Regions from separate parts of the Homo sapiens genome. Here all the other regions are linked to region 1. Evidence: chromatin contacts called from ENCODE Hi-C or POLR2A ChIA-PET data. All regions are on one chromosome and are shown on one strand. Each heading gives the region's core, a stretch centred on a gene start or an enhancer-like site at or near the end of the contact. The rest is flanking DNA. Distances are from core to core; before and after follow the strand shown.

Region 1 (5,132 bases), core at 759-3,258:
TTCTCAAACTTTGTATTGCTGGCACATGTGTGCTAAAAGAAAAAACTTAGACAAATTAAATTTAACACGGTTTAGTTGAACAAAGAATGATTTGCAAATTGGGCAGCCTCCCAAGCCAGAGTAGGCTCAGAGACTCCAACGCAGCCATCTGGTGGAAAAGTTATGGTCAGAAAAAGGAAAGTGACACACAGAAAACAGAAGTGAGGTGCAGAAACAGCTGGATTGGTTACATCTTGGCATTTACCTTATTTGAACATGGCTTGAACAGTTGGCCCCCTTTGATTGGCCAAAACTCAATGATTGTCACAGAAATAGGTTACAGTCTGTTTATACCTCCATTTAATGTATAGCTCACCATATAGGGAGAAACCTTTAGGCTAAATTTAGAATATGTAAGGAGGCAGCTTTAGGCTAAACTTGATTTAACGTGTGTGTATGGTAGATATCAGAATACTTTGCAACAATATCCATGTTCTCTTCTTCTTGAGATAGGTCCTTGGGACTAGTTCTTATGAATGGGATGTAAGCAGAAATTATGTATGTCATCTTCAGACTGAGGCGGTTGAGTGGAATGTGATTTATCCATTTGCCCTCTCTTTTGTCACCTGTTGATAGGATGCAAAGCATTGGTAGAGGGAACCATGGTACTAGAAGATGACAGAGCAACCAGTTTGAAAGAGCCTGGATCCCTGAATGAATGTATGGAGCAGGGCTCTCTCTCTGTTGAATGGTGATGAGAGTGAGAAATAAACCTTCATTGTACAAAGCCACTGAAATGGTTTTTTGTTACTGCAGCAAGTATTACTTGCTGCTACTAATGCCAAGTATAAATCATATTTAAATCTTTGCCATCCTGGGATTCAATTTAATTATACAAAACTAAATTCATGTCTACTTTAATATTCATGTTTTCTCATAGAAGATACCATTTTTTAAATAATAGGAGCGCCAAGCCCCAGAACATAGCTCTAAGGTGAAAATGTATAATGTCATAACTTATTACATGACATCTGGGTCAAGAGAATAGAGAAGACGGTGGGGTTTAAAAATAAAAAGTAAATAAGGGTTATAAAAAATGCAATACTATATAAAAATTGATCCAATGTATTCAAAAATTAAAGACTCTCTATCTCTTAATAAATACCAAAGTACCACAAGATTCTTTATATACACCAAGGACTAGGCAAGTAGAAAAAACAAACAAACAACTTTAACCTTATAATTCTAGAATGAAGGATCATCTCCAGAGTCCTCAGTAGGGCGCTTATAAACAGCTCCTAAAATCTTGTCAGCACAATCAAGGGCTGTTTCTCAATCTCTTTGTATAAAAAACTAGATTCTGTATTAGTCTGTTCTCAGGCTGCTAATAAAGACATACCCAAGGCTGCGTAATTTATAAAGGAAAGAAGTTTAATTGACTCACAGTTCCATGTGGCTGGGGAGGCCTCACAATCATGGCAGAGGACGAAGAGGAACCAAGACACATCTTACATGGAGGCAGGCAAGAGAGCGTGTGGAGGGGAACTGCCCTTCATAAAACCATCAGATCTCATAAGACTTACTCACTATCACAAGAATAGCACGGAAAAGGCCCACCCTCCCAATTCAATTACCTCCTAGGGGGTCCCTCCCACTGCATGTGGGAATTATGGGAGCTACAATTCAAGGTGAGATTTGGGTGGGGACACAGCCAAACCATATCAGACTTTATTCATTTTGGTTCTTCCTTTGAGGAAACTGAGTCCCATAAGGAAATGGAGGAAAACATGGCCAGCAGTGCCAACTCTCACCCCATTCACTTCCCGCCCTCAAGGGTGTGCTGCCCTTTCCTTAGCACCACCCACTCCAGGGCCGTCACCATCGCAGTGGGGGCTCTCCGTGTTTCCTGAGATCTCAAACCCAAGCGTTTCTTGGGGCAGCAGCGGGGGGCCTCGCCATGGAACTCCCGGCTCCCACGAGGGCTTCCGTGCCTGCTGGCTCTTCCGGCTTTGAGCGTCCGCACGAGAAGCCCCCTGCTGGCCACATTCATGGCGTGGGGACCTCGGGCTAAATAAATTTCATTTCTCTCTTCTCCCTCCTAAGTGTCTTCCACTATTTTCCTTTGTTGGCTCTGGACTTGTTCTAAATGCAGCCCTACTAAACTTTCGGGGGGCCTGAGTGTTTCTGGCATTAAGGGGTGCAGTGGGGCGGGGGGTGCAGAGGGGCTGGGGCTGCGCTGGGAGATGGCGTTGTGTTAAGTGAACGTGGACACAGTGGTATTTACAGCCTCACTAACGTGCCTTGTCTTGCTGCCCTAGCCTCTGACTGTGAATAAAACACTTCTCCTATTTTTTTTTTTAAGACAAATGACAAATAAAGCTGGGTGAAGAAAGTAATCATTTACTTTGTGTCTTCGGACATGACATTTCTTTCCTAACATCTTTCGGAAAGCTGGAGTTCCCTAATGCCCTGCTAAAGAAAATGATTGACATCTTTCAGAGGGCTAGGAAATTTATGCGCTGGAAAACAATTTCCAGGACGTTGGAGATGAGTAATTTCCCTCTCTATCACTATGTGTACAAAAGAAAAGGGACCCAGGGCGCTGATGTAACTGTATGAAAAATAAATGTGTGGCAAAGGAATAGTAAAAATACTTGAACTGAAAACAAAGAGAAGTAATCATTTTTTATAGTTTGGCTGTAGTCACTGAACAATTGATTTAGATGACTAAGTCTAACACATCTGTATTTACACGATCTGGAAGACATAAATTACTAACACGTAGAAAAATTTTGGAGAGGGGAAGTAAACTACAGCTTAAGTATCTGATGAAGTAATCTAGCAAGACTCACTTTTTCATTTCTGCTGAAGTCTTGATTACATCTAGCATGACTGTGCCATCTAGTGGTTTCACAGTAACTGCCTCGAGTTGGAGGATACAGTTCGGAAAATTGCTTTGAATATCCCATGAACTCTTGGGTAGGTGCAAAAGTAATTGCTGGTTTTGCCATTAAAACAGCAATTTCTTTTGCACAAAAATGGCCCAATAAGAAAGAGATTGAAAGAGTATTTCCACGGCACCCACACGCAGCTAGTTCTGAATTACTTAAGCCAATCATGGCATGAAAGCTCATGAACTTCACACAAATGCCTCAATTCAAACCACTGATTTCATCATCTAAAAGCATCTACTCGGTGTCAAAATGCGTATTGTGGCTGTATATCAAAGACACCATCAGGGTCTGTGGGCTTTGTCACTGTCCCCAGATGTTTATCTGCTGAGGAGAGGAGATGCAGGCTTCTCTTTCCTCTGTTTACAAGGTGCTAAGAGATACTGAGAATATCTGTAGCAACTAATAAGATCACAGAAGAACCCCCAAACTCAATAGCCATCCATCAACCAACCAAAGGCTGATGTTATTCACACAATAACGTTGACTTCCCCATATTTCTTGCTCTGAAATTTTGGGGATCTTTGATCATTTTAGCTTTAAAGTTGGAGCCCAGCCACACCAGCTTGTGATCTCTCTTCCTCTACCTGGAATCCCCTGCTCTCTCATCTGCGTTCTGGAGGCCACCAGTGCCCACCTAAGGTTGTTCCCAGCTCGCAAGTATCCCCAGTTCTGTGCAGTTCCCTGCTGAGCCACTCACATTCTCAACTGCGGGGACCTCAATGGCAATCACAGTACGAGAGCCACAAGAAACTCAGGGAAGAAAAATTAGAAAACAGCCTCCAGATCTCCAGGGAAGGAATAGTCATAGTTTATGTTACAAGTTGTTTTGAATAACTGCACACTTCATGTAGATCTATAAAAACGTCAATGTACAGAGTGGTAAAACAGCTAGGCTAAGAGGGGAGCAAGGCGGGGCCAGAACCCTCTATAACCTTTGGAAATGTTAGAGAAATGGAAAAGTGCCATAATTTTTTAAACATAATTCTACTTATTCCAAATCATTGACACGATTTTGAGATATAATTTACATTACATAAAATTCACCATTGAAAAGAGTGCAGCCGAGTGGTTTTTAGTATATTCGCAAAGCTGTGTAACCATCACCTCAAACTGATTTTAGAACATTTTCATTACTCCTAAAATAAACCCATATCCACAGCAATCACTCCCAATGCTCCCTTCCTGCTCCAGCCCTTGGAAATCACAAATGTACTTTCTATCTCTATGGATTTGCCTATTCTGGACATCTTACACAAATGGAATCATACAATATGTGGCCTTTGGTGTCTGACTTCTTTCACTCAGCATGTTTTCAAAGCTTGTCCATCTTGTAGCATCACAGTACTTTCTTTCTTTTTATGGCTGAATGATATTCTGTTGTATGGGTATACCAAACTTTACACATTCATTAATTGATGGACACGTGTTGTTTCTACTTTTACTATTATAAATAATCCCACTATGAACATTCTTACACAAGTTTTTTTATACATAATTTTTTTTCAGTTTTTGTACATGAATATTTTCAAATGCTCTTGGGTATGTATATCTAGGAGTGGAATTTCTGGTTTACATGGTAATTCCATGTTGAGAATTCTATGTGACAATTCTTTAACTCTGAAAAACTGTCCAGTTGTTTTCAGCAGCATCTGCACCATTTTACATTCCCACCAGCAATGTATGAGGGCTCTAATTTCTCTATATTCTTGCCAACACTTGTTATTTTCTGTGTTTAAAAAATATATTACCATTATAGCCATCTTAGTAGACATAAAGTGGTCATTGGTTTTATTTTAAAGAGCAAAAATTAATGCAAATACAGACTAGAAAACAAATCAATGCCCTTTGGAGATTGAAAAGATCCCATTATAATAAAGTCAACTACATGCTTCTGTCTCACGTAGCACAGAGGAGAATAATTACACAGCCTGTTCAGGTACAGACTTTGCTACTAGGGCATTTGTAGGATGAGGGTGTGAGTCAGAACTGTCTTCATTCATCCCACTGATGCAAGAAGTTTCTCTACAATTTATCTGACAGTTAATCATTTCATTCGATTTATCCAGTGGCAGGAAACTCTTTTCTTACCATTTTATTTATAATTTCTAGAATGCCCTTCTTGACATTTTCAATTTGTCATCTTATAACCTCCTGTAAAGTTTAAAACCAAGTGACAAATTTTAAAGTATACCAAGCCAC
Region 2 (5,132 bases), core at 1,024-3,523, 250 kb after region 1:
ATACTCAGGAACAAAATTCAAATTCCTTACCATTAAAAAAAAAAAAAAAAGAGTCGTACTGTAACCTACAAGGCTCTGTTTCTTCTAACCTCATCACGTATCACTCTTCTCTCTCATTTCCCTAGAATGTAAAACCCACAAGGAAGGGAAGTGATTTTTGTCTCTTTGGTCTACTTCGATATCACGGGTGCTTAAAAGGTAACTAGCAGCCGGGCGCAGTGGCTCACGCCTGTAATTCCAGCACTTTGGGAGGCCGAGGCGGGCGGATCACGAGGTCAGGAGATCAAGACCATCCTGGCTAACACATTGAAACCCCATCTCTACTAAAAATACAAAAAAATTAGCCAGGCATGGTGGCAGTCGCCTGTAGTCCAGCTACTCAGGAGCCTGAGGCAGAAGAATGGCGTGAACCTGGGAGGCAGAGCTTGCAGTGAGCCAAGATCGCGCCACTGCACTCCAGCCTGGGAGACAGAGTGAGACTCCATCTCAAAAAAAGAAAAAAAAAAAAAAAGTAACTAGCACATGACAAAAGTGTAATGAGTATGTGTTGAATTCAGTTCTCATCACCCATATTTTCTTATTCTTTCTTGTGTGGCAGATTGTATTTTCCAAAACTGGCTTCAACAATATTTCCCATTCCACTTCCCTTCCTCACAAGGTGATCTCACTTGACTTTCCTCCCATCAGAAGGTAAAATCTATGTTCCTTTTCCTTGAAGCCTTGTTAGAACTGTGATTAGAACAGAAGCAATACTATGTGACCTCCAAGGCAAAGTCATTAAAAGCAATACAACTTCTTCCTGATCGTATTGAGATGTTTACTCCAGAGCCCAGTCCCCATACAGCAAGGAAACCGAAATAGCACATGGAAAAGCCTGTATGCTGAAGAGCTGACACAATGGCCCATGGCCCCAACAGTTTGCAGAGTAAGTCATGTTGAAAATACATACTCAGGCCCTAAGTTTGCCACATCAATTAATTCCCCATGAGGCAGAGATGAGTCACCCCCAACAAATGATGCACAAATCAGATTTGCAAGCAAAATAAATGATAGTCATTTCTTAAGCCACTAAGATGTGGGGGAGTTTGTTGCATGGTATTGGTAATTAGTAAACCTTGGTTCATTCTACTTTCAGCTTCTTCCCGCTTCGGCCTTTTCATGTTCGATTTCATCAGCCTAGAATTTTCTTCATTCACAATTCACTTGTCCTGTGCCTTCACCTTATGCAGGTCTCTGCTTTTGACACCTTCTCTTTTACTCAACCATTGGGTTTAGCAGCATCTAACAACAACGACAACCTTTTAACAGCAGTTTGGAGACTAAATATGATTTTTTTTCTGCCATATACAGAGAAGTCCAACATAGTTGGATATTGGCATTTGTTCAACAGTTCAAAGACGTCATATGTAAGTTCTTATTTTATTGTTTCTATTTTTAATTTTTTTTCCTCTTCTACTTACATTTCAGGAAGTAAGGAAAAAGACAAGTTTCCCATGACAACAGAATCAGTTACCATTAAATTATTATTCAAAAACTCCATGCAGTGAATTCATTTCACTGGTCAAAATTTGTCATAGGATCACCTCTAACTATAATGGAAGGTTAGATATTTTTAAGGAGTGTAAAATATCTTATTGATAATTTTATATTGAGGCTGGGCACGGTGGCTCACGCCTGTAATCCCAGCACTTTGGGAGGCCACGATGGGTGGATCGCCTGAGCTCAGGAGTTCGAGACCACCCTGGGCAACATGGTGAAACCCCATTTCTACTAAAGTACAAAAAATTAGCTGGGTGTGGTGGCGCGTGCCGATAGTCCCAGCTACTTGGGAGGCTGAGGCAGGACAATGACTTGAGCCTGGGAGGCAGATGTTGCAGTGAGCCAAGATCGCACCACTGCACTCCAGCTTGGGCTACAGAGTGAGAATCTGTCTCAAATAATAATAATAATTTTCTATCGATATGTTAAAATGATAATATTTTTGATACATTGAGTTAAATGTTACTAAATTTTTAAATTAAATTATATAATTGTATAAGAAGAGTAATTATATAATAAAGTTGTAAATACTCAAAACATGACTTTCTGATTATTTGGTGTTATCTGCCTATTCTTACGCTCTTAAGGTTACTTCCATCTCCTGCATCTGTATGGAGGAAGTACTTGTCCCTGCTCCTCCCCAGGGACTTCACAATGGTCACCTGAAATCAACCATGGCGAGGACTTACACTAAGGAAACTGGGCTGCTGTGAATCAAGGGTTTTTTTGTTTTGTTTTGTTTTGTTTTGTTTTGTTGAGACGGGAGTCTCGCTCTTTCGCCCAGGCTGGAGTGTAGTGGCGCTATCTCGGCTCACTGCAAGCTCCGCCTCCCGGGTTCACGCCATTCTCCTGCCTCAGCCTCCCAAGTAGCTGGGACTACAGGCGCCCGCCACTACGCCCAGGTAATCTGTATTTTTAGTAGAGACGGGGTTTCACCATGTTAGCCAGGATGGTCTCGATCTCCTGAGCTCGTGATCTGCCCGCCTCGGCCTCCCAAAGTGCTGGGATTACAGGCGTGAGCCACCGCGCCCGGCCGAATCAAGGGATTTTTTTCTCCCATGAGAGCCAGTTGTTAAACTTTCACCAGCAACTCACTGCATATATGTGAACCTCAAAGACAAAAAAAAAAAAAAAAAAAAGGGACGCTGTATTGTGTTAGGGAGAAGGAGTGGGGGAGGGAAGTAAAAGGGGAAGTGAAAACGGAAAGGGAGAGAGCAAGGTGGGAGGGGAGTGGGGGAGAGGAGAGTCGGGAGGGGAGGGGCCGCAGAAAGGGTGGGAGGAAAGCAAGGGGGAGAGGAAGAGGGGAGGAGAGAAGGAGAGAAAGAGGGGAGGAGAGAAGGGGAGAACGGAGACATGGAGAGAAAGGGGGAGTTCTTTTATGTGTTTAGTATCCCAAGGAAAACAAGGGTTCTATATATGTAAATTATTTCAGATAACTAGTATTCAACTCTTTTTCTTCAAATCTCTCTAAGGGATTCCTCGTGTGCCTGCCTTTGGGGTCTGAATGGCTCAGGTCACTCCTGTGGCCAGGCGTCCTGCCACACTGCCTCTCGGGACACGCTCCAGGCTGCAACAGGCTCAGAGCTCTCTGCCTTATACAGTATATAAGACAGCTCTGGTCTTCCGAGCTTTTTATAGATGCTCTGTCTCCTCCCTTACTGTCAGGCTGTCAGCTGTCACTTCTAGATGTTCTCCCAGAACGTATACCTAGCAGCCTAGTTTGTTGCTTCTAAATCTAGTGAACTAAAAAAGCAGAAAACCAAACTTGTTAGAAATGTGGCTAAAGTAAGAGCACAGAAGCTCTACATGGAAGCCCAAGGACCTCTGTAATAAATCAAGAACATACCCCAGCATACCCCAAAATATCGTATCTCTTTAGGGTCTCAAAGCTACTCTTTCTGCTTTTTGTTTTTTTCCCCCCCGAGACGGAGTCTTGCTCTGTCACCCAGGCTGGAGTGCAGTGGTGCGATCTCGGCTCACCTCAACCTCTGCCTCCTGGGTTCAAGCAATTCTCCTGCCTCAGCCTCCTGAGTAGCTGGGATTACAGGTGTGTGCCACCATGCCCAGCTAATTTTTTTGTATTTTTAGTAGAGATGGGGTTTGCCATGTTGGCCAGGCTGGTCTCAAACTCCTGACCTCAAGTGATCCGCCCGCCTCGGCCTCCCAAAGTGCTGGGATTACAGGCGTGAGCCACCGCGCCCGGCCTAATGTTTGTATTTTTAGTAGAGATGAGGTTTCACCATGTTGGCCAGGCTGTTTTTGAACTTCTAACCTCAAGGGATTCACCCGCCTTGGCCTCCCAAAGTGCTAGGATTACAGACGTGAGCCACCGCGCCTGGCCTCTTTCTGCTTTCCTTTAGGTTCCTTCACTCGGTTCCAAATGACTGGAGTTACAAAATTCCTGACTTCAAGGTTGGTGAGGTTTCACTAAATATATAAAATATTCACCTGAGACAAGCTGAAAATGAAATTGGACATGATATTAACTAAATAAGAACGAGAATCACAGTCCCATCACGGAAGTAACATTCACAAGCACCAGCCACCCTGTTCCCTTAGCAATCTGCTTCCTCCTCCTGAGGCAGGCCTGCTAGGAGGCTGCCTCTCCCAGTGGCCTCAAAAGGCTTCAGAGCAGCTCAAACTGCAGCCACCAGACATGGGCAGTGGTGGACAATAAGTGCTGGCGGAGGCAGCCCCATTTTCCAACAGCTACCGCCTGGAGCTGGCCCCAGTTTGGGGATCTGCTTGTCCCCTGCCCCTCTTTGTTCATATCCCCAGAGGAAAGGAGGAACAAAGAGACCCTGGGACATAACCCCAGCCCCTGGTGTCACCAAGCAAGATGGTACCATGGGAGAAGCCTCTAGGGCTCTTTTGTTCCCCAGAGGGCAGTTACCAAGAAGAGCAGCATTTGGCTGGGCGCGGTGGCTCAGGCCTGTAATCCCAGCACTTTGGGAGGCCGAGGCGGGTAGATCATGAGGTCAGGAGATCGAGACCATCCTGGCTAACATGGTGAAACCCCATCTCTACTAAAAATACAAAAAATTAGCCGGGCGTGGTAGCGGGCGCCTGTAATCCCAGCTACTCAGGAGGCTGAGGCAGGAGAATGGCATGAATCCGGGAGGCGGAGCTTGCAGTGAGCCGAGATAGCGCCACTGCACCCCAGCCTGGACAACAGAGGGAGACTCAGACTCCGTCTCAAAAAAAAAAAAAAGAAGAAGAAGAGCGGTATGTGGCATGTGACACATGGTATATGGCACGTGGCCCACTCACAATGCGATCTGGTGTACTGGCACTGACTGGCACATCCAGAGTCCACACCAACCTCCTGAAAATGCATTCCTCTATTTTTCTAAACTTGGTCTTTGGTCTGGCACTAAATTTTGAAAATGAGAAAAGTACTTAACTTCTCGCTGAATTCACTGTGTGAAATACTGCACTTCACATTTATTTTCATCTCTTTTTCTTTGTAGGGTTTTGTTTGTTTTAAAATAGTCTGATAGCAACATAAAAGCTCTAATTCTTAGGCCTGTTGCCTGTTTATCTAGGCTGTCACACACAAAAATTTTAAATAACTATAACAGAACAATAAAGCT
Region 3 (5,132 bases), core at 1,691-4,190, 150 kb before region 1:
TGGCGCCCAATCTGTGTTGAGTTTAGCTGAATTGACTGTAGTCACATAAGAAAGTAACACTGGAGATGACGATTTGGATGGCGTCATAGAGTAAATGAAGGGTCTGCAGAGGAGATGGGGGAGAAGAAAGAGAGCTAAAGATAGAGACGTGAGGGCCAGGTGCGGTGGCTCACGCCTGTAATCCCAGCGCTTTGGGAGGCTGAGGTGGGCGGATCACCTGAGGTCAGGAGTTTGAGACCAGCCTGACCAACATGGAGAAACCCCATCTCTACTAAGAATACAAAATTAGCCAGACATAGTGGCGCATGACAGCAAACCCAGCTACTCGGGAAGCTGAGAGAGGAGATTTGCTTGAACCTGGGAGGTGGAGGTTGTGGTGAGCCAAGATCACGCCATTGCACTCCAGCCTGGGCAGCACGAGCAAAACTCCGTCTAAAAAAAAAAAAGTCCAAGATCAAACAAGGGCTGGAAAGAATGAGAGGTCAATCAAACCACTGAATTCGAATTGGGGAGAGAGGGCAGGCAAAGAGTAGAGGGGAGAAAGTTGGGGGAAGTGAGAGACAGAGAGAGGAGGAAGAAGAGGAGAGAGAAGGAGATCAGAGAAGCTTTTGAAAGTGCAGGTCCCATCCAGAGGTGGTGGTGGGAATTTCAGGGATTGAAGAAGGGAATAAATGGGTGAAAGAGTGGGGTCTTCAAACACAGGCTTGAAGACTTGAGCAAGAAAACGACAGAGCAGGACAGAAGGCAAGTAGCTAGGGATATAAGTTTAAGCAAGGGATCGCCTTTTGGGATCCCTAAATGTATCAACAGAGAAAGAGAAGAAAAGACTAGAGGCGTCCAGCAGCAGCTGGCAGTCCTGAGCATGGAACTGGCCATCTGCACTCTAAGCAGGGATTCCTTCCCTGCAGGGTCTTGTATCTCTTGGTGTTTTCGACTTGGGGCAGTAATAAATTATATTAAAATATCTTATGTGACTAAATGTTCCCATTAAGGTAAACTGACATAAACAAATACTGATTTATAACCAGAAAATGAAAACCTTAGCATCATGAAATAATCTTTCTTTCATCCTTGTGCCTACATCAGCTGCTGACAATTCCCAAGACTTCATCACAGACCTTTGATCCCAGCCACTAATCTTAAATGGTTCCAGCCTCATTCTGGCACCTCATTCCTCATAGTTTTAATGAACTGGGGCCTCTTGACATCTCTTGGATATATGGCTCCATAGATCCCCCCCCTTCCAGAAACAAAGTATTTTGTTTTCATTATCAGCTGATGAATGAAGGAATTGACTTCCGAGCAGAATATACCCACGCACACTCACTCTGTGTTGATTTGGAATCAACAAGCTCTCCTGCTCAATGCTAAGGGAAGTAATCACATTTTAGAGTCTTGCAGTCTAAAACCTTGAAACTATAACCACAGTGCAATAAAAACCATACAGTTTTTCCCTATGGTTATGTGAGGTCTTTTAGGGGTGCCCTCCCCTGACCTATGTTTCACAACATGAAAAATCCATGATTTTCAGAGATTCAGTAAGTGTTCCGAGAATGGACTTTATTGTATCTTAAACATACATTCCTTTTACTCAGTTGTAGTCAACGAAGGATTCCTGAGATGAAGTGCATATGTATGTCTACACATTTTTGTTTGTTTGTTTTTAAGGCAGGGTCTTGCTCTATTACCCAGGCTGGAGTGCAGTGGCATGATCATAGCTCACTGTAACCTTGAACTCCTGGGCTCAAACAATCCTCGCACCTCAGCCTCACTAGTTGCTAGGACTATAAGTGTGCCCCAGCAAGCCTGGCTAATGTTTGTGTATGTGTAGGGACAGGTCTCGCCATGTTGTCCAGGCTGGTCTCAAACTCCTGGTCTCAAGTGATTCTCCAGCCATGGCCTCCCAAAAATGCTGGGATCACAGGTGTGAGCTGGCATGCCCAGCTATACACATTTTGAAAGAAAGCCACACATTCCTTTCATGGCTTAGTGAGAAGGACAAACGACAACAAAAATATGGACTGCACTGCTTACCTACAAAACCATAGACTGTTTTCCTTAAACTGATGTGAGCTCATTAAGATGCCTGATTCCTCTGGGACTTCGGGTCACCAGCTAATCACATCATATTTCAGTCCAACACTACAGACCAGTCTACAATTTCTAATCCCATTCTGCAAGTCCCTCCCCACACAAGGAGGCCCTGCAAAAGAGTCCACAGGCATTGAGGGACTTTCTGTCCATGACTTGGAATACTTATGCCTGTCTATGACGCTGGCACCATGACTCACTCCTGCTGTGAGATGGAGCCTCTCATCCTTTCACCAGCTGGCATGGAAAGACTGCTGTGCCTCCTTTCCAGGCCCCATGCCTGTCAACACGTCTGATGATAATGAACAAGCCACAGGTGAATTGTGTGCCTGCCTACTGGATGACAGCTTCTGTCAAGTCCCCAAGGGGGGAAGGCCTCTGCCATCATCCCTGATCCACAGGCTGCAAGATGGGGGAACAGGATGTCCCTGCCTGGATAGGACTCTGCCCTTTTGCTTGTTGATATGTGAGGTGCTATATGGCCCTCCATTAGAAAACAGAGAAGTGTTGGTTCCAAAAGGATTTATTTGCAAAAGTTTCTCTGACCTATACGTACAGATTTGGGAATAATTTGAATTTACATACACAAGAAAAAGCAGAGAAATGAAGCAATTATCCAAGGGGGAAAAAGATAGCTTTTGTTTGAAATGCTCAGATAATTGAAACCAAAATATGTATGTGGGGAGGAAAGGGCGCACTTGAATTACAAGGATAATTGCCCCAATTCACTGCATTACTTTGTATGTGTAGACACAAAAGTGTGCAGTATTTAAAGGATCCGTTATCCTCAGAAATGCAACCCCAGCCTTTGTGAACTCACTTTATGTTAAGAAGCAGTGTTCAGAAACCCTGGAACTCTGCCAGTACCATTGTTTGCAGTCCATTTCAGTGTCACTGAAGTCAGAGAGAAATTTGTTTTAAGGGTAATGTACTATGTTTTTATGATAGGGCTTCCACACTGAGGCGTGGGAAGTTGAGATTTCATGCTATTCATGACAAGCCTTTAAGCTCTGTCTTGTGAGAAGAAAGAAGTACATTAAGTGAAAGAGCAGTGCCTATAAAACAACTTTCAAAGGATTGCAGCATTTTAGTTCGTAGTATGTTAGCACAAATCTGTGACTAAAGATAGTATATTCATCTTTGAACTAAGATTTTGAACTCGGACAGGCAAATTCTCCTACATGGTCAACACTATTCAAACTGATAAGGATTATGTCTACAATGGAATCTTAAGAGTGTCCCTTGATAGCATAGAAAAGGTTGTTGTAACCTCTAACTTGTTTTTAAAAAAATCCTGGAAAAAATGTTTTCAGAAGAAAAAGGGAAATAACACTTTAGAAAGGGAAAACAAAACTTCTGGGGCAGGAAAATCAATTCTTTAAACATTTCTTTCTTCAGATGATGAATTTCTTAAGAAAAGCAAGGGGTAAAAAGAACAAGTCTTTTTGTGCAAATGAGAATCAATCCAGCAGAGCAAGATAAGATACATAAAGGTGAAATACAGCAATCCAACAGAACAGGGTAAAATACATGAAGATAGTTTTGTGTTAAAACCAGAACTATAGAGCCTGGAAGAAGATGAAAATAGTATTTCAGGAGACCACTTATTTATAAAAATGGAATTTGCTCTCCATTTTTTAAACTTCCTAATACTTATTCCTAGCATTTAAAAATGATTAACCACTTCTCAAGACTGAGTAGGAGAGACAGAAACATTGGCACACCATTGAGCTTCCAAGTTTGGAGCATGAAGGTTGACTCATGGACAAGGAGCTGTTGCAGGAAGTTGGATCCCAACCAACAGATTGAGGGGAGGGGAGAATTCTGCTTCCAGACAGCATGTAGCACCTGGAACCAGAAGAAAAATCAACATTCAGAGCATCCCAGGCCATGCTGAAGGTGGCTTGCAAAAGTAAGATTTTGAACTTGGACAGGAAAACTCAAAGACAGAGATGCTGGAAGCCAAGCCAATGCCTGTTCTTAGGGTAATGGTTGCAAATGTGGTTTTGGAGGCCAATTACCTGGATTTGCATCCTGGTGTGCTCACTCTCTAACTCTAAGTGGGGTGACTTACTTGGCCTCTCCAGATCTCATTTTTCCTGCCTATCAAATGAAAAAATGAAAACCTACCCCAGATATTGTTGTGAGTCTCAAATGGGCTAACACACACCAGGTGCTTAGAACAATGCTTCATACATAATAAGTGCTCAATACCGGCCAGCTCTGATTAGTTTATACTTGCCTGGGTGAGAGCCTGACTGTGGGATGGGCTAGGGCTGCTGAGCTCATGTCTGGTCTATGAAGGTGTCATGTGCTCTTGATTCCATCCTGGGCTGAAATGAGAGGTGAACTCAGCTAACTAAGCTTTTTAGTTTAACTGGAAATCAATACCAGCAGCCACTGAAGGTCATTGAACACGGGCATGGCAATATCTAAGTGTTCTATTAGGGAGACAGAAATAAAAAGAAGAAACCAGAGGCAGAGACCCCACTGGGAAGATGTTCCAGGAGTTATATTTTCTCCGCCAGAGCCTCCATTACAGAAGACAGAAAGAGAAGGAGTGTTAGGTACGTGAAGATGGTGAGAGGAGGAATAAAACATGGTCATAAAACAGTGACTTTAAATTCTCATGCTCGGGTATCCGGGAGAATGATCGTGCCAATGAACACAGTAAGAAGTGTGTAGTTTCCACATTTAATTGAACCCTCAATAGGACTGAATTTTTCTTTCATTTATCTGAAAGCAGCTGCCCCTCACTTTCCTATGGTTAATGTGCCTCCTTCGGCCACTCTTTTCTGAAGATTCCAAACCAGATCCACAGCCTCTCAGCATGTGGCTGTGCTTTGTATCAGACCACAAACTCCCTCGGCATTTTTTCTCAAAATGTCCCACTCTTCCTTCATGTTTTCATCGGTTTCCTATGCGGCTCCCACCATTATGTTCTTTTTTTGAGACTTAGAGGAAAAAAAGCCAATCTTGTATAAGATTAGGACTTCCACAAAAACCCTCTTCCTTTCCCGTCTGAGCACCTGCTTCATAGT

Evidence for each region. Hi-C counts contacts between places; a loop is a spot of excess contacts on that map. ChIA-PET counts read pairs that join two places held with the same protein, here RNA polymerase II (POLR2A). Pooled maps may share reads with other maps.
Region 2: a pooled map shows a loop between it and region 1 (5-fold over the local background). The contact joins two enhancer-like sites. A Hi-C loop is called at or near these places in 5 of 50 pooled maps. POLR2A ChIA-PET finds 5 or more read pairs at or near these places in 3 of 52 experiments (Caco-2, H1 and activated T-cell).
Region 3: a loop to region 1 is called in a map of dorsolateral prefrontal cortex, with 2.7 times the contacts of the local background. The contact joins two enhancer-like sites. A Hi-C loop is called at or near these places in 3 of 168 maps with a recorded cell type or tissue (Right ventricle myocardium inferior, dorsolateral prefrontal cortex and heart right ventricle) and 1 of 50 pooled maps. POLR2A ChIA-PET finds 5 or more read pairs at or near these places in 2 of 52 experiments (H1 and RWPE1).

The regions. Positions count from the first base shown.
Region 1 is chr6:150,416,092-150,421,223 of GRCh38, reverse strand. No RefSeq gene overlaps it. Among named protein-coding and RNA genes, the nearest start is that of IYD, 50 kb to the right of the region's middle. RefSeq lists enhancers at 1,257-1,823, 1,837-2,131, 1,824-2,392. Within about 2 kb of position 2,008, at least 28 of the 41 ENCODE cell types and tissues checked have a DNase peak (open chromatin) inside an H3K27ac peak, as active enhancers do.
Region 2 is chr6:150,165,697-150,170,828 of GRCh38, reverse strand. All of the region lies in intron 1 of PPP1R14C (protein phosphatase 1 regulatory inhibitor subunit 14C), which reads right to left. Among named protein-coding and RNA genes, the nearest start is that of PPP1R14C, 25 kb to the right of the region's middle. RefSeq lists an enhancer at 560-1,759 and a silencer at 2,410-2,459. Within about 2 kb of position 2,273, at least 2 of the 41 ENCODE cell types and tissues checked have a DNase peak (open chromatin) inside an H3K27ac peak, as active enhancers do.
Region 3 is chr6:150,565,404-150,570,535 of GRCh38, reverse strand. No RefSeq gene overlaps it. Among named protein-coding and RNA genes, the nearest start is that of PLEKHG1, 32 kb to the left of the region's middle. Within about 2 kb of position 2,940, at least 2 of the 41 ENCODE cell types and tissues checked have a DNase peak (open chromatin) inside an H3K27ac peak, as active enhancers do.